3 separate regions of the Mus musculus genome follow, and regions 2 and 3 are each linked to region 1. Evidence: chromatin loops called from intact Hi-C (ENCODE). Cell type or tissue: heart. All regions are shown on one strand. Links, peaks and the distances in the headings refer to the core of each region. The heading gives the core; the rest is flanking DNA.

The links. Hi-C counts contacts between places; a loop is a spot of excess contacts. Peaks named below come from ENCODE experiments on the same cell type or tissue, not always from the same donor. Only the 100,000 strongest peaks of a DNase experiment are listed, where the experiment ranks them.
Region 2: a loop joins it to region 1, with 2.1 times the contacts of the local background. A loop is called at or near these places in 8 of 42 quality-filtered maps.
Region 3: a loop joins it to region 1, with 3 times the contacts of the local background. A loop is called at or near these places in 8 of 42 quality-filtered maps.

Annotation. Positions count from the first base shown.
Region 1 is chr13:38,068,995-38,076,576 of GRCm38, forward strand. No RefSeq gene overlaps it. Among named protein-coding and RNA genes, the nearest start is that of Riok1, 36 kb to the left of the region's middle. In heart, for the core only: no CTCF peak of the experiment used is centred there; no DNase peak of the experiment used is centred there; H3K27ac peaks cover 348 bases.
Region 2 is chr13:38,147,429-38,155,010 of GRCm38, forward strand. It overlaps Dsp (desmoplakin), which reads left to right and starts at 3,866. Exons shown (of 24, transcript NM_023842.2): 1 at 3,866-4,366. The coding sequence starts at 4,161. In heart, for the core only: no CTCF peak of the experiment used is centred there; a DNase peak (open chromatin) is centred at 3,943; H3K4me3 peaks cover 1,853 bases; H3K27ac peaks cover 2,296 bases.
Region 3 is chr13:38,137,848-38,145,429 of GRCm38, forward strand. No RefSeq gene overlaps it. Among named protein-coding and RNA genes, the nearest start is that of Dsp, 9.7 kb to the right of the region's middle. In heart, for the core only: no CTCF peak of the experiment used is centred there; no DNase peak of the experiment used is centred there.

The DNA of each region.
Region 1 (7,582 bases), core at 2,281-4,780:
CTTATATACGAGTGGGTGGAGAGAATAGAGGTGAGTGTTGGTTCACCTCTCTCTCTTGGTAATTGATTCTGTTAGAGTTGCTGGATAGTGTGCTCTGGGGACTCAGCTGTCACCTAGCTGCCTCAACCTGGCTCTGGAGTTACAGGTGAGCAGCTATACCATCTTTGTAGGTGCTCTCTGGGGATCTGAACTTGGTTTCTTATGTACTTTGCCAACAGAGGCAACTCCATGACTTTTTTTTTTTTTTCTCTTTTGAAGAGATGGTGTTTCACTGTGTTGCCCAGGTTAGTCCTGAACTCTTGGCTTTGAATAATCCTTCCACCTCAGATTTCTAAGTAGGTATAACTTTAGTTTTATGCCATAGTCTTATCCAGCCAGAGTAGCAGGTTTGACTTAAGAAAACTCAACTTCTGCCAGTTTCCATGGTACATGCCCTTAATCTCAGACTTTGGGAGACAGAGGCTGGATGTCTGTGGACTTGAGGACAGCGTGGTCTACCTAGAGAATTGTAGGACAGCCAGGGCTACATAGAGAGGCCGTATCTCAACAACTCCTTTCCAGGAACAAAGAAAACCCAATTCCCAGTCTACAATCTGTTCTATTATTTTTACAGCTCATAATCTGTATTTTAAAATTCTTTTAGATATTTATTTATTTATTTTATGTATATGAGTACACACCAGAAGAGGACATGGACCCTCATTACAGATGGTTGTGAGCTATCATGTGGTTGCTGGGAATTGAACTCAGGACCCCTAGAAGAGCAGCCAGTGTTCTTAACTACTGAGCCATCTCTCCAGCCCCCATTTAAAATTTTCTAAGTGTTGTTTATTAAGTCGATGTACTTAGATCTGTCAATAAAGAGGCCAAGACATCACTGTAACAGAGACCTACTGAGCTGCCGGGTTGCTGTAGCTCATAAGCAAGGAGCATCATTTGACATGTCCCACCTGGTCGCTGCTTTCTCCGTAATGAGACTCGCCTGGTGGTGACTGTGCTCCATCACCTGATGTGATGCAGGATGAACTCAGGCAGGCGCAGTCATCTGAACTCAGCCCTTCATCTGGATCGAGGATGGTATGAAGGTCAAAGGGATGTGAGAGAAAATTCAAGGCTTGACACTTGGGAAATAACTGCTGGTGTTGACGTCGCTAAAGGAGTCTAGGAATCTGATGTAGCTTCCCCTGCAGCATCATTTCCAGATTTCAGTGTGAGCTAGAGATATCAAAGTGACATAAGATAAAGTCGTCTGAGAGGAGGGAACTTCAATTAAGGAAACGCCTTCTTGAGATAGGGATGTGGGTAAGCCTGTAAGGCATTTTCTTAATTAGTGACTGATGGAGGAGGGTCTAGCCCATTATAGGTGGTATCATTCCTAGGCTGATGATCCTGGGTTCTCTAAGAAACCAGGCTGAGCAAACCAGTGGGGATGAGCCAGTAAGCACCGCCCTCCTTGGCCTCTGCATCAGCTCCAGGTTCCTGCCCTGCTCAAGCTCCTGCCCCGACTTCCTTTTATGATGAACAAAGATGGAGAAGTGTAGTCCAAATAAGCCTTTTCCCCTGTAACTTGCCTTTTGGACGTGGCATTTCATTGTGGCAATAGAAACCGTAAGATAGTATTCATATATAAAATTCCCAACCAAATTGGTCTTTAAGTCCTTAGCACAGCCATTGGAAAAGAATGCAAATGACCTTCCCTTCTACCACGCTGCTGCCAGGAATGTTGTTCTCCATAGCAGAGGGGCTTCTCTTTGCTGGTGTCCAGTGTTGGGGGTTGAAAGCAGGACCTCACGCGTGCTAGGGAGTGCTCAGCCGCAGTCTGTCTCCATCATTGAGCTTTGAGACAAGTCTTGCTGTATGCGCCCAGCCAGTCTTCTGAGTCTCCTGCCTCAGCCTTCCTGGTGCTGGGATTACAGGTGTGCATCACCACACCCAGCCAGGACTTCTATTTCAGTTAAGTTGGTGAGCAAATCTTGACATGCTAATGGGACATGGAATGCTGGAAGGGGTGTGGTAGGAAATGAAGAGAAGCAGAAAGAAGAGGGTGGAGATACCTAAAAAACCGAAGCTGCTGACTCCCCAGTTTTCCTTGGGAGCAGGCCAGAGCTGGCTTACCACATCAGGAAGAGCTGGGTCAATGCCAGGCTTCTTGTCATTGTAGAGTCGTTCCCCAGTTGGGGCTTGAGACTCACTCATGCTGCTTGGCAATCCTCCTGGGCTAGGGTCAGAGACCTGGGGCCTACACACAGCAGCTCCGGGAGGCCTTCTAACACCTGCTCGTGCAGAGAGTGGGTTGTGGGGCAGAGTCAAGCATAGGACTCTGGGTTTGGGGTCCCCAAGTTTCTCTAGCCTACACTGGTTGCTACTAGGACATGGGAGGAGAATAGGGACCTGGTTGTCTGGGGTAGTTTTGTTTGTTTGTTTGTTTGTTTGTTTTGTTTGTTTTTGCTTTTGTCTGCTCCTGTTTCACAGCGGTCTGTGGAGATCTACACAGCTGGAATGAAGGAGAAAATCAGGAGTTTGTCCTTCTGTGGAAAGCCCAGCTCTGCTTAGGGCCCCTGCTTCCTGTGGTTAGGGTCCTTTTCCCTATGGCTTCTCAGCTGCCTGCCAGCCCTTCCTTCTCTCCCTTTTCTTTTCTTTTTTCTTTTTCTAGACAGGGTTTCTCTGTTTAGTCTTGGAGCTCACTCTGTAGATCAGACTGGTCTCAAACTCACAGAGATCCACCTGCCTCTGCCTCCCAAGTCTAGGGCGTGCTACCACAGCCTGTCATTGCTGCCTTTCTATTTTATGAACATCTGTGGTCATTCTTCAGTTCCCATGGGGATTGATTCAGGATTCTATAGACACTTAGATAGCCGGATGCTTCCATCCCTTCAATAAAATGGTATAGTATTTATACAGGACACTCACTTATCTACCTGTGCACTTTAATCTCTACATAACTTACAACATCTTATACCATGGAAGTGCAATGTAAATAGTGTGAGGTCACTTATTTATGGAATAATTATAAGAAAAAGCCTATACATGTTTTGTGTCGATGCAACTGTCATAGGCCTAACAATAACACCCACATGACACAGGGTGCGCAGTGGGGAAAGAATGAGGTCTGGAGAAAGAGATATGGAAGAGGTGGGGAAGAGGTGGGTGGCCACTGTAGAGTATGCCATGTACCAAACACATTTGTGTGGATTTAGCTTAGTAATCACAGTGCAGCAAATGCAAATTTTGCTGTTTAGAACTTTCTAGAACTTTTTTTTTTCTGATTTACTTCATTTTACCATGTGAGCTCTGGGGATTGAACTCAGGTTGTCAGGCTGGGTGGCAAGGGTTCTACCCACTGAGCCATCTCAGTGGCCCCTTTCGGAATGCTTCTGATCCATGACTGGTTAGATCGACGGATAACGAAACTTGTGGGTTTGGAAGGCCAGCCATGTGCTTTATGTTTTTAGCCTTCAGCTTGTGCCCAGGGAAGAGAGTGCCTTGTCCTAAGGGATGAGTGGTACTGGGGGGGGGGGGTAGCTGGATTTGGCCTCTGAGCATCTCTCAATGCCTTTGGCCTTGAGGATTTGGTCCAGAGTGGGATGGAGTGAGTGCTTCTGCCTCTGAATGCCGGACAGGACACAGAGACTGACTCTGACGGAGACATCATTCTACAGCGAGAGGACACAATATCCAAAGGTGTTCCAAAGGGGAATGCCAGTTCTCTGACTGCATGGGCTTACTGTAGACAAGGCAGTCCTGAGACAGGATTTCAGAAAGCTAAAAAAATGGGGCGGGCAAGATGGCTCATCATGGAGCCTGGAGAGATGGCTCGGCAGTTAAGAAAGAGCACTTACTATGCTTGCAGAAGACCTGGGTTCATTGCCAGTACTCACATGGTGGGTCACCACTATCACCCCAGTTCGAGGGACTCCAACAGGCACACACATGGTCTATATATGTGTATGCAGGAAAACATCCAACCCCATAAAGTAAAATAACCTTAAGAAAAAAATAAGATGGCTCAGCAGTTAAAGGCACTGTCCCCAGGCCTGGTGACATGACTTTGGTCCCCAGTACCCACATAGTGGAAGGACAAGTTATCTTCTTACTACCACTTGAATGCCCCAGCTCCACAAATAAAATGTAATTTAAAAAAAAAAATCTGAATGAAGGGGTGGTTAAGAGCACTGACTGCTCTCCCAGAGGTCCTGAGTTCAATTCCCAGCAACCACATGGTGGCTCACATCCTTCTGTAATGGGATCCCATGCCCTCTTCTGGTGTATCTGAAGACAGCTACAGTGTACTCATAGAAATAAAATAAACAAATCTTTTAAAAAAATCTGAATGACAAGAAAATATTCTGTTACAAAGGCAGGGCAAGTCCAGAAAAACGGTCTGAGCTGATTGTATATGGGGGCGTGAAATGTCAGCGGTTTCTCTATTTCAGCCATAAAGGAGGCTCTGCCTTATCTCACTGGGCAGTCTCTGACCCAGTCGCTTCCTTGGGGGTCACTCCTCCTCTAGGGTGTGCCAACCTGTGTTGGTGTCAAAGCAAGCCTAGGAGGTCTTGCTCACAATACAGCAGACACGCCGGGCGTGGTGGCGCACGCCTTTAATCCCAGCACTTGGGAGGCAGAGGCAGGCGGATTTCTGAGTTCGAGGACAGCCTGGTCTACAGAGTGAGTTCCAGGACAGCCCGGGCTACACAGAGAAACCCTGTCTCGAAAAAAACCAAAAAAAAAAAAAAAAAAAAAAAAAAAAAAAGAACAGCAGACACACTGATCAGCTTCGAACCCTGCTCGTGGAGACTAGATGTGGGCCACTTACCCTGTGCTGCTGACAGAGGCTGCAATGAAGGCCAGCCAGCTCATGTGAACAAGCTGGCCAGGACCCATTAGATACCCACAGCCTGGAGGAAATCAGACTGCCTATGTTTATCAAAGTCAGGACGGAATCCACAGCCTCACAGCCCCGGTGGCCTGAGAGGGTGGCTGGGTTAGGATTTGGGATAACTGGGTTTGGTGATCTGGCCACAGGAGCTGTGTTCTCTCTTGCCCTGTCACCCCTATAGAGTCAACAGGAGAAAAAATAAACAGTAACCGCCCCTCCTCCCAACTTTAGCAGAAGACCTAACAGCTCAGTGCCTGACCCAGTGATTTGTGATGCCTTGTTCAAACTACTAACTCCTAACGGTCCTGACCCCTTATCTCTAAAGCCAGGCTCTGGGCACTGTAAGATTTACTACCTCAAGATAGGGAGTGTCCTCCTGAACTCTGTTCAGATAGGACCCCTGCCCCCTCCTGCTCAAGGCCAAGTGGTTTCTCTTAGCTTTCAGAAAAGGAGCCCCTCTCCCTCAGGGGCCCGATTTCTCTTTCTCCCCACCTCAGAATTTGCTTGCAGTGTTTGCCTGGGTAGTTCCAGCACAGGCCGCTGAAATGGGCTGTCACTTGTGCCTTGGGTGTAGTACAGCGTCATTTCTGCTGGTTCATTAGGGTTTCCCTCTGTGACACGGAGCTCCAGCATGAGCAGAACTAGACAGCAGTGGCTGTCACTATCTCACCTCAGTTCTGAGGCTAAGAGTGCCCTGTCCTCCCGCTGGAAGAGTCTGTGCTGCCCCAGGGTCAGTTCTGGGTCATCCTGTGCAGCAGAAAGAGCCTCAGCCTCTTTGAGTTCACTGAGCCCATGCACATGCACACGCTATCAAGAACCAGGCTGGCTGGCCTGGTGGTGCAGGCTCATGACCCTGAGCTATTCAGGAAGCTGATGCAGAAGAATCACAATGTCCAATGTCTATATGGTCTGTGTGGGAAGCCCAAGGTCAGCACGTGTAACGCTGGAGACCCTGTCTCAAAATGTAAACACAGAAACAAGGCTAGGGATGTAGGTCTGTGGTGGATTGGCTGCTTAACATGTGCAAGGGTGGGGGGAGAGAACAAGAAAGGATGGGGGATGGGGGGAGACTAGGAAGAAGGGAGGACCAGCTGGGCATGGTAGTCAGCCCACTCCCAGGAGGACTGAGAGTTAGAGGCTGGCCTGAAGTTATACATAGCAAGGCTCCCTCCTTAATCACAGCTTTATATTTCATTGATTCCTTCTCAAGATATTTTATATATCAAATACCTTAATATTATCTTATGCCTATCAATTGTATACTTTAGGGAGGTATGCTATTATACGTTAACCCCTGTACTTAATGTCATCTGGAGAATAAGACATGCATATACACCCACATGTTCACACACACACACAGGCCTGACATGCTCGCTCCGTTGTGTGGCGCAGACAGTGTATGCATAGATGTGTGCAGAGGGGGAGAACCATGTCTTTGCACACTCCGAGAGCAGCAGCCCTTTTCAACTGTAGAAACACGGAGTTCATTCATTCCTCTTGCTTGTCTCCCATGAGTATTTATTTTAATTAAAAGGCGCTAATTGGCATATCTTCATTATACTTAGTAATTTGTCTTTCTATGGGCCATTTCCTTCAAGTATACTGTGTCCTTTGGCCACTTTCTCCCCTCCCCCATGTCTTCTGCCTTCCCTCCTCTTTCCCATTCCACAACTCTCTGTCCTTTCCTCAGTCGCCCTGCTTGCCGTGTAGCCTGAAGCCTGCAGACTGGGGGAGCCTCCTGCCTCAGCCTCCTTGGTGCTGAGATGACAGGTACACATCACCAGACCCAGCTTGCTTTTACTGAAGGATCTGTCACTCACTGGGCGTATAAGGAAAACACAGCTTTGTTTTCTCTTTCTGGTTTTTGTTTTTTTTTGAGGCAGGGTCTCATGTAGCCCAGGCTGGCCTCAAACTCTTTGTGTAGCAGAGGCTAGCCTTAAACTCCTGATTCTCCCTGCCTCTACCTCCCATGTGCTGGGATTACAGGTGTGTTTTTGTGCTACCATGCCTTGTTTCTGTTCTTCCTTTATGAATATATTTTTTCTATGAATATCAATATAATATAGTTTTAAAATGTGTTTAATTTTTTATTGTTTGCGAATTTCTTTTTTTAAAGGTTTAGTTATTTATTTTATGTATGTGAGTACACTGTAGCTGTACAGATGGTTGTGAGCCTTCATGTGGGTATTAGGAATTGAATTTTAGGAGTTCTGCTTGTTCTGGTCGGCCCTGCTCGCTCAGGTCAACTCTGCTTGCTCAGTCCCTGCTTGCTCTGGCCCAAAGATTTATTTATTATTATACATAAGTACACTGTAGCTGTCTTCAGACACACCAGAAGAGGGCGTCAGATCTCATTACCGGTGGCTGTGAGCCACCATGTGGTTGCTGGAATTTGAACTCAGAACCTCTTCTTCCTCCTTCCCCTCCCCCTCCCCTCCCCCTCCTCTTCCTTCTCATGTGCGCTAGGCAAGCATTATATCACCTCGAGCTCTATTTCCCATCCTAAAAAAAATAAAAAATAAAAAAAATTATTTATTTAATTTTTTTTATATGTTAGTATTTTGCCTGCATATATCTGTGTGCTATGTGCATGCATGGTGTCTTCAGAGGTCAGAGTAGATATCATATCCCCTGGAGCTGAAATTACAGATGATGGTAAACTACCATGTGGGTGCTAAGACTGGAATCCAGTTCCTTTGCAAGAGC
Region 2 (7,582 bases), core at 2,648-5,147, 79 kb after region 1:
TATTCAAAATATCAGGTAACTCAGGGAAGTGCCTGATATGTCTGGGTCTCACTGCTTTCTTCTATTAAAATGTGGGCTCAGTTTACATGACACTTATGCTGGGGTAAAACTCTTGGGTCAGAGCCTCAGCGAAGGCCCAGGAATGATGGGTAAGACCAAGACTGCCCAGGCTTTAGGCCTAACCCCATCATGATGTTTCTTCTACCGGCTGCCTTCACTAGACTTCATGTGAGGAGATTTTACCACCCAAACAGACTCCATGAAGGTCGGCACAATTTATTAGCTACTACCAGGCTGAAACCCAAGACAAGGGGCAGAAAGAGTGTGTGAGAATTTCATTACTGCAGTAGAAAATGTATTTGAAATGTTCTTCTCGGACATTAAGTTTTTTTACCAAGTATGCCACCTTCCTTGGCAACAAAACAAAAAACCAACAGATGAAAGTCACTGAAAACAGAGAAATTCTCCTGTTAATCGGGAAATCTAAGCCAATAGAAATAAAGATAGTTTGGGTTTAAATAGATTTTATTTGCTTTATCAAAATGCTTTCCTCAATGAAATCTCTGAAAAGTAGGAAAGGTTGTATATACTTATGTTTTACACACATACACACACACACACACACACACACACACACACACACACACACACACACACACACTTGTAGTGTACTGGATCAAGCCCAGAGTCAAATGTGTCAGACAAGTAAGTGCTTCTTCCCAGAACTACATACTCTATAACTAAAACATTCTCTGCCAATTTAATAGGTCGTCTTCTTTATTGCACATACTTCTAGCCTAAGTTTTTGTGTGTTCTAATTTATTAGAATACTCTTCCTCTAGCAGGCAAGCTGGCCATTTTGAACTGCTGTATATGATTTGGAACAAACGTGTGCCACTTACTACAAAGAGATAATAAGGGCACCCATAGGACTCTGAGCCAGTGAATGGTTCCTGTTAACCTCATTGAAACCAAGGTGTTCTGTTTAGAGTTTTACATGTGCTCAGGATAAGGCCGAGGACTATCTCCTAGCTGCAAGGTCATTTCTAAGGTTAACCAGAGACAAGGTTGCCTGTCAGGAAACTGTCTCTGTCACTACATGGGAAGCTATCTACAAGTGGCAGGGGAAAAAATAGCTGACCTCCGTCAGCCCAGCAAGTGAAGACTTCCAGACGCTAAATCTGGTGCTTTTCAACCCCAGTTGTAAGCCAGGCAGTGGTGGTGCATACCTTTCCTTCCAGTACTGGGGGAGGGGGTGTGGTGTGGTGTGGTCTGTGGGGGTGGGGGTGAGGATGTGGGGGAGACAGGAGGTGTCAGTAGGATCTCTGAGATCAGCCTGGTCTACAGAGTGAGCTCCAGGACAGCCAGGGCTACACAGAGAAACCCTGTCTCGAAAACTCAAAACCAATGATCAAACTAACAACAAAACCCACAAATCTGGTTGTAAGAAACAGACCTTTCAGCCCTTTACTGGACCCTCATGGCTCTAAGAAAATCATAGCATACACTGTTGTGATCTCTTTCCAAATCCAGATTTTGATTTCCTTCAGGGCAAGGGCTGGCTGCATCTTACCCACCTTTGTGTGTCTAACATTGAGCCTGTGGGCTGGCCCTCGCTGATATCCAATATGACTCCTCATAGAATGCATGTTAACAAAGAGGAGATTTCTGACCTCGAGATAAAGACGGACACTTCGCATCTAGCCAAGAACTTTTGGTTCAGTAGTTGGCACCCTAAGCTTTGTATATATTTTCCATCTTTAAGAATGATTCCATGTGGTACTTCATCTCTGGTCCTTACTCTAGACGTTGGTAAGGCAGATATTCCATTTTCTGAGCTGAGCTCTAGCCTGAGTGAATTATAACATCATTATGATGATGGTCTTCCGATGTTCGTCCTTTAGCATGACCTGAAACAGCCTAGACAACTAATGTCATGTGTGTGTCTGGAGTCCACCTCCCTAGCATGTCAACCTACTTATTTCACCCTTTTATCTTCCTGGCTCGCCTTAGAGAAAGATAAATGAAATCACAGTCTTCCCAGACAGGCATGTTTGGTTAGTTTTAGAGCCACCAGTATTCTTGGGAAGGCCTGGAGGAGAGCGAGATGCAATGAGGTAGGTCAGGAAGCAAGGATGGCCATAAACCTACATCTGGTGGGCTGTGTTTTCCCATCTTCCCCTGCTTTGTAAATAGATTGACCAGCTGTGAGTCTGGGGAGGGGGGAGTACGGGCAGCCCAGCTACGGACTAACCAATGTGAGCACCCAGATGTGCTAGCTATCTCTGGTGGAGGAGAGCCTTTCTTGCTGTGAGGTGTTTCATAGAAGAATGGATTGTATTTAAGATGAATTTCCAGGTTGACTGTGCATCCTTTTCAGTATTGGAGAAAGGAGATCTCCAAATGGTTGAAACTGAGGTTCTACTATAGTATTTATGAGGACCGTGGCTGTGCGTTAGTCATCGTTGTCTTGCACAGTCTGATACAGGCCCTTCCATACAGTGTGTTATAGTTATCCACTGGACAAACAAGATGCATAAGAAGGAAAACATTCCGAATCAAATTCCGTGCATTATTTGCTGACGACCCAAACGTCTTCCGGATACTATGGGTTGTTTGTGTGGAGGCTGACTTGCGGATACGGATTCTATTTCTAAACAAAGCACTTTTGTCTACAAGCTCTTTGGCCAGGTGAGTTTGTTGTTAGAAACGAGAGGAAATTGATGGTAGTCGAACAGTGGCAGATATGGGTGGTTGAGCTAACCGTGGTAAACTGTTATCTCACTGTGCGTTTGACTCCTTGGATTTAAGTCGGTCTGCTCTGGGCAATCAGGAAGCAAACGTGCAAGCAAGATCTGTTGTCAAAAATTGTGTCCAAAACTTGGAAGTGTCATTGCAGAATTAGATAGGGCACATATTTAGAAAACCTCCTCTTCTCCTTTACAGCATACCAATGTAGTTTGGTATTTAGTTTTTGGGCTGCTTTAACCAGCTCATGAACATTTGAGAAATACATTGTACAAACAGGAAAGCTAACAGACATTATTCAGGGAGACAAGAAATATTTATTACCAAGATCTTTAAGTGGTGTTTACTAGAGAGCATTTAACGCCACCCCAAGTTATCTAAACAGCTTTTAATGGCTAGTGTACAGGGGTCTGTATCTAAAGTCAGTTTATGGAGACTACGGTGTAAATTGCACTCATCTGCTAACTGGGAGTGGCTTTGGAACCAATCGGTGGAATGTGTTACTCATCTGGAACGGTATCTGTTCAGGCTTCATGGGAGCAGAAAGGGACCCAAGTTGGGGCTCAGGAGTCTACAGGGGACAAACGTGCTCATGATTCTTTTAGAGAAATGGAAAACCACGTCTTGTTTCTGTTTCAGGCAAAGTCCTGCTATGAAGCCCAGTCTAGCCTTGAACTAAGTCCCTCATGACAAAATATTTCTGGAGAAGCCCTTTTCGGGATTCTCTGTTAAATTATCTTTTACACAACAGAAATCGAACTCTTGGGGCTATTTAAATAGAAGCTGGCATGGTTTCCTGGGATAAGCAAAAAGTCAACATTTCACTAGAGTCGTCCCATGGAGTGACCCTCCCAAGCCACTTTATTTCCGCCTCTTGGGGGAGTAGGAAATCCTCCAAAGGTGTGCCACTGTGGCTCCTAGAGCCTGAAGCAAGTCCCGCGGGGTCGCAGCCCTCCGACGGGGATCCAGTCGCCAGGTCCCCGCCCCTCGCCTCTGCTCAGGCTTCGGTGGCGCAGGGCGGAGCCGCAGGTTGGGGAGGGCGGCCCCAGGCGTCGGTGACACGCGGGGGGGAGGGCGGGGGAGGCGAGGCAGCCGCACCTCGCCCTGGGAAGAAGCCGACCAGGTGTGGCCTGGGCGCCGGGTGCCAGCGGGGAGGAGACTCGCACCGCCTCGACCAACACCAACACCCAGGCGCGACCCAGCTCCTCTGAGCCCTCGCTGCCCTCCGAGCCACAGCTCCACTCCGGTTCCCGCGCCTAGCCAGTCGCCGTCCCCGTCTCCGCCCTGCTGGAGCGCTGAGCCCTCGCCAGTCCTCCGCGTTCCGCGCTCCTCTCCCGGAGTCCCTCGCGTGCTCCGAGGCGACGCCTCGCGTATGCCGCGGCGCTGAGCGGCTCTCTTGAGTGACCGCAGACATGAGCTGCAACGGCGGCTCCCACCCGCGGATCAACACGCTGGGTCGCATGACCCGCGCGGAGTCCGGCCCGGACCTGCGCTACGAGATGACCTACAGCGGTGGCGGCGGCGGGGGCGGCGGGGGCGGCGGCGGGGGCACCAGCAGGACGTTCTACTCCCACTCCCGGCGCTGCACCGTCAACGACCAGAACTCCGACGGCTACTGGTGGGTATCAGCCCGCCGCCACCTAGCTCAGTCCCAAATCTTGGGTCAGGTAGTGGCCCGCCTCCTGGGCCAACCAGGAAACCCAGGTCTAGGCCGAGGAAAGTGCTTTGCCCCGGGTCACGGAAGCGCAGGAACGGGTGTCCCTACGCCCAGCGCTAGCCAGTGAGAACAGGGAGCTTGGGTGTGTGCTGGGACCCAGGCGACAGTCCTACCGTGAGCCTACGCAGGGTCCCACGGTCCTCACCTCTCTTCTATCCTAGAAGCGGCTCTTTTCCACCTCCACTGTGTAGGGGAGCAATGGACGGCAGGGACGCAGGTCTCTCCTTGGTCGTACCCTCTTCCTCCCCACCCCCGGTTGTCCCTTGCAAAGTGGACCCAGCTGTGATTGCCTTTGTTCCAGACCGCAGGTGGGAGGTCGGGCTAGGCGGAGCTGCGGCCCCAAAACCCAGCTTTCAAACTAACGAAAAATAAAACTTGTGAAGGGGTGGAGTTCCCTTTGCTGCCCGGTGGCCTCGGAGGGACTCAGGACTTGCAACTCATGGTCACCCCAGGGCGACGGCGGCGGAGGCCCTTAGGTTATTGGCCACCCGAGGGTATCTGCATGGAAGTTACACCCTCCACGGAGCCTGAAAGTCCCCTGTCACGCAAATGGGTTCCTTTGTAGGGATAGCCTCTGGGCACGGGCTGCAAACTTGGTCTGTTCCGCTCGCTCCCCTTTCCCCACTCTGGCCACTTGGTCACCGGGATCGCACCGGAGGCTCCGCACCTTTAAAAAAAAATCAGCCTAGTCTCCTGGAGACTTTGTAATAATTGTGGCTCTGGGCTCAGTATTAGTCATCTCTTTGATCTGTATAAAATGGGCTCCAGCTCTGGCTGAGAGGGTGACCCTGGAGAAAGCACTGTGGCGCCCAGGATTAGGAGCTGCCGAGGAACCCACGGCACAAAGGGCTGGGTCCTCTTCCCGGGATAGTCGGGTAAATACAGCGAGGGAGTCACTGGTGGGTGGGAGAAGGTAATGAGCATCCTTTCACACGGTCCCCACAGCTGCTTTCTGCAAGCCCACGTGAGCCGTGAGACTTTTGCGACCCGCCCCTTCCCAGCCCTACCTCGGTCGCGCCTCTGGAGGCGGCCGCCCCACTACCTTAATACTTCGCAGCGCAGTGGCCGCAGGCGGAGGAGGAGAAACCTAATGGCTCCGATGGCGTTTTGTTTTGCAAGCAGTTTTAGAGATCCGACAGTCCTTCCAGTTGCAACTCGTTTTCTGTTTAAATTTATTTATTTCTCAGGCAGCAGGATACCTTTTCTCATTAGAGATCTTTGTTTTCTTAACAAATTGTGTCCCAGGATTTTGAGGAACGATTGTTTCCGGCAACACCAAGTTTAAAAACTTGGTTTTAAAGTATATTTTAAAGTTTGGCGAGCCACCAAAATCTCAAATGTACTTTTGTGTCTTAGCCTTCCCGGAATTCAGTAGCCTATTCTTTTCAATGTGTGGATTACATAATTAAAGTCTGGATCAGAATATGGAAGAATTCTTTAGCAGTTCTTTTCAACACTTTATGAACCAAGTTATTGTTATTATTAATCTTACTATTTAGTCTGATTCTACTAGCCTAGGTTTCTTAGCATTTGTTATTTTTGCTTTACTGGGAATCAGACCCAAGGCCTCACACGCAGTAGGCAAGTATTCTACTCCTGACCTACACCCTCAGCCCTCTTACAGTGACAGCTATCAGTGCCTAGTAATTGGTTAATTTACTTCCTTAGTTTCTTATCATCTTATAGAGAAGCAATATTTTTAATTTATTCATTAATATGGGAGCTGTGTAAAGATAAATGTCTTATTAGGGTTCTTCCCTAAAACACTTAATTTGGAGAAAAACGATATTTTTTGTCCTTCAATATTTCTGCGTCCCCCCTCCCCCAACCTGTCAAGCTCTATATGATCCGGAAGGCAAAACAGACAGAAGTGGAAAATTACCTCACTTTGAGAAAGGATTCCCCCCCCCCCCCCGCCCCCCAGGATTGACATTAGTCAGTGGCCCTGCAGGGTGTCAGAGGTGGCCAGTGACTCAGAGGCTATCATTCTCTTGAGACCCAGGTGATAGAGTCCTCCCACTCTCCTGCCTCCCCCCCTCCCCCAGCCCGTTGGACCTGTCCTAGTGCTCAATAGAAAATAGCCCATGAATGCTGAGTTCTGCATTTTCAGTTCATAGAGACTAAGCAGAGAGTCAGGCCCTGTACCCGGACCTGTTTTTCTGGTAACATTTTAGTTTTGTGTGAAGGGAGCTGTTTGCTCATCACTTATGTTTTGCAGATGTAGGAGGCCCTGTCTGCCCAAGAGAGTTGGAAACCTCTGCTAAGTGAATGGTTAAATAATATTCACGGCTTTTTTTCTCCTCTCTCTACAAAAATCAGCATGGAGACTACTAGTTGAATTTTAACTTATTTGAATCTATGGGTTGAATTGATACAAATGAAATAATGTTTGAAATAAGTGTGTGTAACTCTTCTTTACGTAAACAAGTCTTGATAGAGAACTCAGATCTTATTTTTTGCTGTTGAAATCACCGGGAAATGTGTCTCCTCTGTGTCTTTTCCACAGCTAACTTTTGGCTACTTTCAGAACAGTTTGAGATCACATGTACACTGTAAGGCCGTCTTCCCTACCACCCCCACCCCCCTCCTATCACCACCTGCTCTGTGTGTCTTTATTTTAGGTTAGATGGGAGCTATAATCACTTTAACTTTTCCTTGTGTTCCACTTAAGGAATAGTAAGTCTTACAGGCTTGGTAATATAAAAGGCAGGAAGTTTGAAAAGAAACTTTAGAGTTTTTTTTTTTTTTTCTTTGCATAAGACATCATATTAATGCTCTTTTCAGTCAAAGCAGAATTTCTGGAGTATTTTCTTGTAGCTTATATAAAATACTAACCACCAAAGTATTTTCGTCACCAAAGTAACCAGAGCTCACGCTCAGCTCTATCACCGACCAAAGGGTAGATTTTTGTAGGATTCAAAGTGGTAGGCAGTAAGCTTCAGAAGTATGTGGCTGTAGTTGTTAAGGCTTGTTCTAGTCCAGATCTCATTACTTCAAAGCCGAAACAGGGCCTGAGAATATGCTCAAGGGACGAGCCCTTGCTTAGTACACTACACTCTCAGCAGAGCAAAACAAAATAATAATAATAATTAATAAACAACAACAACAATAATAATA
Region 3 (7,582 bases), core at 3,467-5,966, 70 kb after region 1:
TCTTCTGCTATATGAGTCCCAGGGGATGAACTCCGGTCATCAGGCTTGGTGACAAACACCTGTACCCACTGAGCCACATCACTGGTGCACATTGTGGAATTTTAAGGAATTTTCATGAATATGTGTCTGGCTAGAGGCATAGTTATGGGATTAAGGAGACCGTTCTCCCCCTCCCAAAGTGTGATGAACTCAATCTCCTGTCTAGAGCATCGTCTCCCAGAATCCTTTTAAAAGCCCACAAGAGGGAAAGTCAAACTCACAAAGTAAATATTATTATAATGGAGTTGGGGTCTCCCATGGATGCAGCCCCCTTTGCTAGTACCCCTATGTGGCACCTTGGTTTCTGGTAAAGCAGGAAAATCCCATCTGAAGCTTCAACAATTTTAACCAGAAACAGGCATTCTGACCACCGGGAACTATAGCTGCCAGGGAACGGCTCAGGTCCCTGGGCTTTCTAGTACCTCTCGGCCTGCCCAGTCTCAATATGAACACATAATTATTGTTTCCTTCATTGGTTGCTGTCAGAAGTATAATTTTTGCTTAGGTGCAGATACACAATTTTTTAAATAATAAAATGGCCTGTATAATTTAAAAGTTAAGGGGGTTATTGAGGGTGTTAGTGATCTGTTGAACTCATGTTTGAGCTCCTTGTACCTCTATAAAAATGAGGTGTTGACTTTACAAGGCCATTAGAGTGTCTAGAACCGATGTGAGATTCCCATTCTGCCCATGATAAGACAGTCTCGATTGTCTCATGGTATTTACAAATGTACCTGGAGAATCAGGGAATGAGCACAGGCAATACTCAATGACAAGTTAAGAAAACACACCGAGAGGATACATCATAAAGGTCTATCAGAGGATGGGAGCTTAGAAGAAAGGAAAAAGGGAAAAAAAACAAAGCTGAGGGAAAAAGAAGGGAGAGGTGAGAGAGGAAGAGAACCTGGAGTGCTCGCCTAGCTAATTAACACCGAATGACCATGGAACGATAACCTGGTCCATGAACTTCATTTTATCTCAGTAAAATCACGATTACATAAAGCCACTCATGGTGTTATTCTGAAATCACTGGTAGGGCATCTTACATGCTGTGTTTTGCCCTGGTGTGTAGTTTACTATGTTTGTTTGTTTCCTGTGGCTGAGATGGTACCCGAGAAAACAAAGAGGACAGAACATTTATTTATTTATTTATTCATTCATTCATTCATTTGTCCATTCAATCATTTTGGTCTCGTAGTTTCATTCCATGGATACTGGCTGCACTACTCTGGGTCTGCAACCAAGTAAAATGTCGTGGTGATGGGAGTAAATGCTGAAGATGGATGTTGCCACCCAGGAATCAGGGAGCCAACAGCAAGAGGGAAAGACTCACATGGGGTACATCCATCAAAAGCATGACCCCATCTTCCCCCTCCCTCAAGTCAGGCCCCACTTTCCACCTCCTCACAATAGTCCACTTAATTATGAAGTCATCAATGGATTGATCTAATGAATAATTGAACTAAACCCTCATGATACAGTCACCTCTAGGTGATTGGATTAATTAGCTAGAGATCAAGCCTTCAGACATGAACTCTTGGAGTGTGGGGGGACAACAGCTTATCTAAACCATAACATATACACAACCTAAACGGTAACGACTCTCTGTTTTATTAGGCTGTGAACCCTCTAGAATAGAAAGTATGACTTGCTTAGTTTTGCTTTCCAGGAATCTAACACAGATCATGAGAGGGACTCCAAAGAAGTCGTTGAGTGAACAGATGGTGTGGTGAGTGTGTTGTTTTGAAAGAATCATGGGTTTGGGAACCTAGGAGTGTCTTAGGATGTAAAGACTTGAGGTCTTGTAAGGAGCAGGTTGGAGGCATTGCAAGAGGAAAGAACATAAGGACCAAAGAAAAAGAGGCAGGAGAGTACCATGTGTGCAGGGTAGGTTAGGATTTAGTTGTGGGATTTCCAGCCTTGAGTTTTACAGGCCAAGCTGGCAGGGTGTATTTTATCTGCTGACAGGGTTGACCAAGAACTTTTAGGATGACAACATGAGAGAGAGAGAGAGAGAGAGAGAGAGAGAGAGAGAGAGAGAGAGAGAGAGAGAGAGAGAACTTCATGAAGGCCAGCCTGGTGTTGATGTACATACAAGACAGAGAGTGTCTAGAGAGGCCAGCCTGTTCTACTCAGGTTGCCATCAAGTCACTGACCAGGGTGACAGCTATCAAAGTGAATAAGGACAAAAGGCAGATTAAAGAGAGGACAGCCAACACTCTTCTATAGTCTATGAATTCTTAGAGTAGCCATGTAAGCCAGCATCCCTGCACACTGACTCCTGAAGCACGATGATGTCTATGGAAATCTCTTGTTGAGTTCTGAGTTGGAGATGAGGCATGTTTGAATTGGAGGATGGATTGAGGAGTGTGGAGCAGGTGGAATGAACTGATGAAAGCACTTTCTCGCCCAAGGTTCCCTCTCTTCAGATGACTCTAGCTTGTGTCAAGTTGACAAAAACACTGACCAGGATAAAGTCAACTTTCATGGTTGTTGTGACTACTAAAGGTAGTGTGTGATCTGCCCATAACCTTGTCTGGGAGAATATTTCCTAAAGGAGGAACATGAAGTAAAAAAAAAAAAATTTTTTTATACAAACAAGCCTCATGCCTGGCAACCGTCAACATGAGTGGAAGCCTATGCCCTGCTGGCTCTGTTTTGGGGATAGGAACCATGTCACACAGTCACCTCCATGACCCTGCAGGACTGGCAATCCCTTTCAAGAACCAACCCCCAGGGATCCATTCCTCCAGCTAGGCTAGCCCACATCCCACTCTCCCCACAGAGCATTGCCAGCTGGGAACTGTGTAACAAGGAACACACAGAGAACAATGGTGGGTGTGTGGCAGGAGCAAAGAGGTCTGCTTCTGCATATATGGGTGGGGGTCGGACTGATTTGTTCCAGGGCTTAAAGGATGCAGATGGAGCTTCTAGGCTTTCAGGGGGAACTGCAGGCTAAGTAGACAGGAAAATGGAGGCATACACTGTTAGAATTTATCATCCAGGACCTGGCAAGATGGTCACTGTTAGGGACAAGCACCAAGACATTGAACCTCATTTATATGGCTGTGAAGCCAGTTGCTTCTATGTTGAGTGTAGCTTTTGCTACCCCATCTAAGCTCCGGAAATGGGCCCCACTACCAGCCCCTGCCCAGAGAATATTGGATCTGCAGATGAAAATCAGACACATACACATTGTTCAATTTCAACCTGCCATCTTGGCTCAACTGTTGGGTGCCTCTAGTCTACCCCAGCTAGTGTGCCCTTCCCAATACTCCCAGCTCAGCACTCTAAATCTGCCCTCAATTTCAGTTGCTCAGCCACCTTCAGACCCAGCTCAGCACCCAACCTCTCACCTGGAGAGGCAGCCTATGGCCACTCTGCTGGAGATCTCACATGGCTGGTTGGCTTTTCTCCCTCCCAAGCAAAAATTCTTTTCCTCTTTCACCTGCATCTGCTAGCTTGTCTGTGGGGTGAGGGGTGGGGACCTAGAAGTCCCACCTATTCTGCCCATCTCATTGGCCACTAGCATCTTTATCGATGGATCAAAAACCAATTGGGGAACAGGACCTTAGCACCAGCACTACCCTTACACTTCTATTGTATTTTCCTTATTGTAGAGTTATTATCGCTCAAGTGTTTTCATCATATTTCTTTCAGAAATATAGAAAACAATCTGAGAAACAAAAAAGGGTACAGGAAGCTATTCTAAGTTCAGAGCTAATTACTTTTTGAGTTTAAAGCCTGTGTGGTTAGGGATTGGTAGGAATCCTGGGGGTACCCACCAACTGTATGCTCTCTGACTGAAACAATCTAGCAACGCCATCCGGAGCACAGCACTTTTGGATGAAGAGAACTGAATTTGAATCTCACCCTTGGTGCTATCCTGTTGGCAAGCCCATCACTTCCCCTGAGCCTCTACAGCTCACAGTACTTGGGTTGGTCTCCAGGATTAAGTCAGACAAAAGATGGCACAGTTAGCAATTATATCTGGAGCGGAGTCCTCCTAGTTTGCTCTCTACTGCTGTGATAAAACAGTCTGACCCAAAGCAATTTAGGCAAGAAAGGGTTTCTTTGGTTTCTCATAATCTACCACTGAGAGACATCAGGGCAGAAACTGAAGCAGAGACCAAAGAAGAATACTGTGTATTGGCTTGCTCTCCAAGGGTTGCTCCGTTTGCTTTCTTATACCCAGGACCACCTGCTCAGGAGTGGTACCACCCACAGTGAGCTGGGTCCTCCCATATCAATCATTAATCAAGAAAATGTCCCTCAGACATGCCTACAGACCAGTCTTACAGAAACATTTTCTCAATGGAGGTTTCCACTTCTTACATGATCATAGCTTGTTGTCAGGTTGACCGAAATCTAAGCAGTGAAAAAAAACTAACCCTCCAGGTAGCTGCGACTTCTTCCTAAATGGCGGGGTGTGCTCTAGGGCAGAAAGGTGCGGTTAGGTGACAGATCTGGAAGTTGGAAGGACACTGAAAGAACAGCAGTGGGGACTCCACAAGTCTGAACACTGCAGAAGCTTCTGTGGCGATCCTTTATGACAACCCAGAGGCTGACTTCTAGTATGTGAGTGTGGAAGCCTTGAGGACCCAAAGAAATGAGTCCACGTCTGCCTTGCAGCACACTGGGAGGCGTATCCTTCTCCAGCAAGGAAAAAAAATGTCTCTATCACGAGACAAAGACAGGGTAGTGGGGTGTGGCCGTGATGGTGGGCTTAGGAGGCATTGTGATAGTTTTGAGGCTTAATTTGGGCCAGTATCTCTCTGGGAACAGTAGCAGTATTTCTCCTGTGCTACAGAGCTTGTTGAATCCCTCCCTCAAGTTTAAGATCTAAAATGATAGGGTCTGGGAGTGTGTCTCAGTGTGGAACACTCACCTAGCATCACCAGGCCCTGGGTTCCATCCTCAGGACCACAAGAAAAAAAAACAAAAACAAAAACAAAAACAAAAACAAAAACAAAAAAAAAACAAAGAAGGGACATTCTGATATCTGAAAGTTTTATAAAATGCACAGAAAGCCAGGTCTGAGCCCCGCCCCTTTTATTTTTGTTTATTTGTTTTCTTCTTCTTCTTCTTCTTCTTCTTCTTCTTCTTCTTCTTCTTCTTCTTCTTCTTCTTCTTCTTCTTCTTCTTCTTCTTCTTCTTTGAGACAGGGTTTCTCTTCTGTGTAGCCCTGATTGTCCTAGAACTCACTCTGTAGACCAGGCTGGCCTTGAAGTCACAGAAGTCTGCTAGAACTAAAGGCATGTACCACCATTGCCCCAGCTAGTCTGCCTCTCAACAGCATTCTACAATCAATTTAAAAAAAAAAGACTAATTTTCTCCACAATATGAGGGACAACTGTTTTCAGGTTGGCATTCCATATCTGGCCAAACGATCAAATGAAGTGAATGCTGAAATAAGGAAACTTACCGACAAACGAATCCCAGAAATGGACCTTTTTGTGCGCATGCTTGGTTGAGATTCTGGAAGACATATGGCTCCAAAAGGAGGGCAAAAGTGAAGATAAGGAAAGCCCCAGGCCCCAGGAGAGAAGCCACGGCTCACACCTGGCAGAGATCTGCTAGATAAAGGGTGAATCTCACTCAAGCTAAGGGGCTTGTTTCTAGAGCAGCCCGCTCACTTGAGGATAAGCCAAATGCTGCTTTCAGCTGCTTTCTTCAAGCAATGAAATGGCATAACTGATGTGAGAGCTTGCGTTAGGAAGATAATTGCTCAACTAGAGAGAAGCTTGGGGTGAGCTGATGATAATAAGCAGCTAAGCAAAGGGCAGGGGCGGGAGGGTTACAGCTGTACGGGATGGGGAGGTTGTAATAGGGAAGGATTATGATAAACTCACTACATAAAATCATCCACCAGCGTTGTTTACAGTAGATGGAAGCCATCCAGATGCCTGCCAACGGATGAGCGGACAAAGAAGATGTGGTGTGTCCACACAATGGAATATTATTTAGCGTTAAGAAGGAAGGAAATTCCGGTACATGCTGTGGCATGGATAAACCCCGAAGGATCGTGCTCAGGGAAATATTCCAGACATGAACAAAGGCTGTGTGATTCTACTCACAGATGATCTCTAGGGCCATCAGATTCATAGGGTCAGGACAGTAGGGTCAGGGGTGGTGTGGAGGGAGGGACAAGGAGTTAGTATTTAATGGAGTTTCAGTGGTGATGGTTGTACTCAATATCACTAAGGGCGTTTATAGAGCAGGCACGAGGGCCCAACTCTGTATCCTCAGACCCATGCCTCAGACCACCATTGCCTCAGAAGCTCTCAGGCCAGCATCTGTGAACAAGAGACCTGGCTTAAACAAAGCTGGGAAATGAAGCTTTGTCCTCAGATGTCTACGTACGTGCCTGGCACATGAGCATCTGCATACACACACACACACACACACACACACACACACACACACACACGCACGAATAGGCGCACACAACCAAATGCACACACAAACGCACATCATACAAGTTGTGTGTGCATACACGTTGATTAAAGACATTTTCCATTTTGTTTTCTTTCATTCAAATAAATATGTACTCACTTCCTTAATATTTATTTGTAATTAGGAGGAACAACAATATGAACTAACCAGTACCCCCAGAGCTCCCTGGGACTAAACCACCAACCAAAGAAAGCACATGGTGGGACTCATGGCTCTAACTGCATATGTAGCAGAGGATGGCCTAGGTGGTCATCAATGGGAGGAGAGGCCCTTGGTCCTGTGAAGGTTCTATGCCCCAGTATAGGGGAAGGCCAGGGCCGGGAATGGGAGTGGTTGGGTTGGGGAGCAGGGGGAGAGGGAGGGGGTAGGGGATTTTTGGAGGGGAAACTAGGAAAGGGGATAACATTTGAAATGTAAATAAAGAAAATATCTAATAAGAATTTAAAAATATTTATTTGTAATAACAACTGAAATAAAAATGTTTTATATTAATGTAATCTCCTCTTTAAAGTTGAGTTCTTTCATAGCTAAAAAGAAAACTTCCAGACATGTCCATGTATATTACATTTTCCAGGGAGGTAAACAGGAACATTGATTTTTTTTTTAAGAAGACAGGAGCCCCCCCCCCCCCCATTAAAGCCTCGAACATATTTTTTTTCCCTATTTAGTAAAGCACAGTCAAAGGTTTGGGGGCGATGACAAATGATGTTTCTTCTAGGTTCCATGGTGGGAAAGGACGCTTTGTTCCAGTCCACTTGAAGCCAAACTGCTAAGTAGTTAAAAAGGCAGGAGCGGTCAGGCTGGTTTGGCAAGAATGACGTGGCCCTCTAGACACCCACCTTTGTAAGACAAAACTGATTCACCAGTTTGTGGAGCCTGCGTACAACGTGCTTACCTGTTCCTATGTTTGAAGTGTGTCTCTCTGCTGTCAGTTTGGCTTAGATGTTTCAGAGTGAAATCCTGCAAGCGTGTAGACATCGCACAAAGTGAATGAAGCTAAATGTGGGCTACAGAAACCATCCTTTGAGCTCTCCGCGTGATTCGCGCATTTTTTTTTCCCGTGTTGAAAGGAAGGCATAAGCTCACT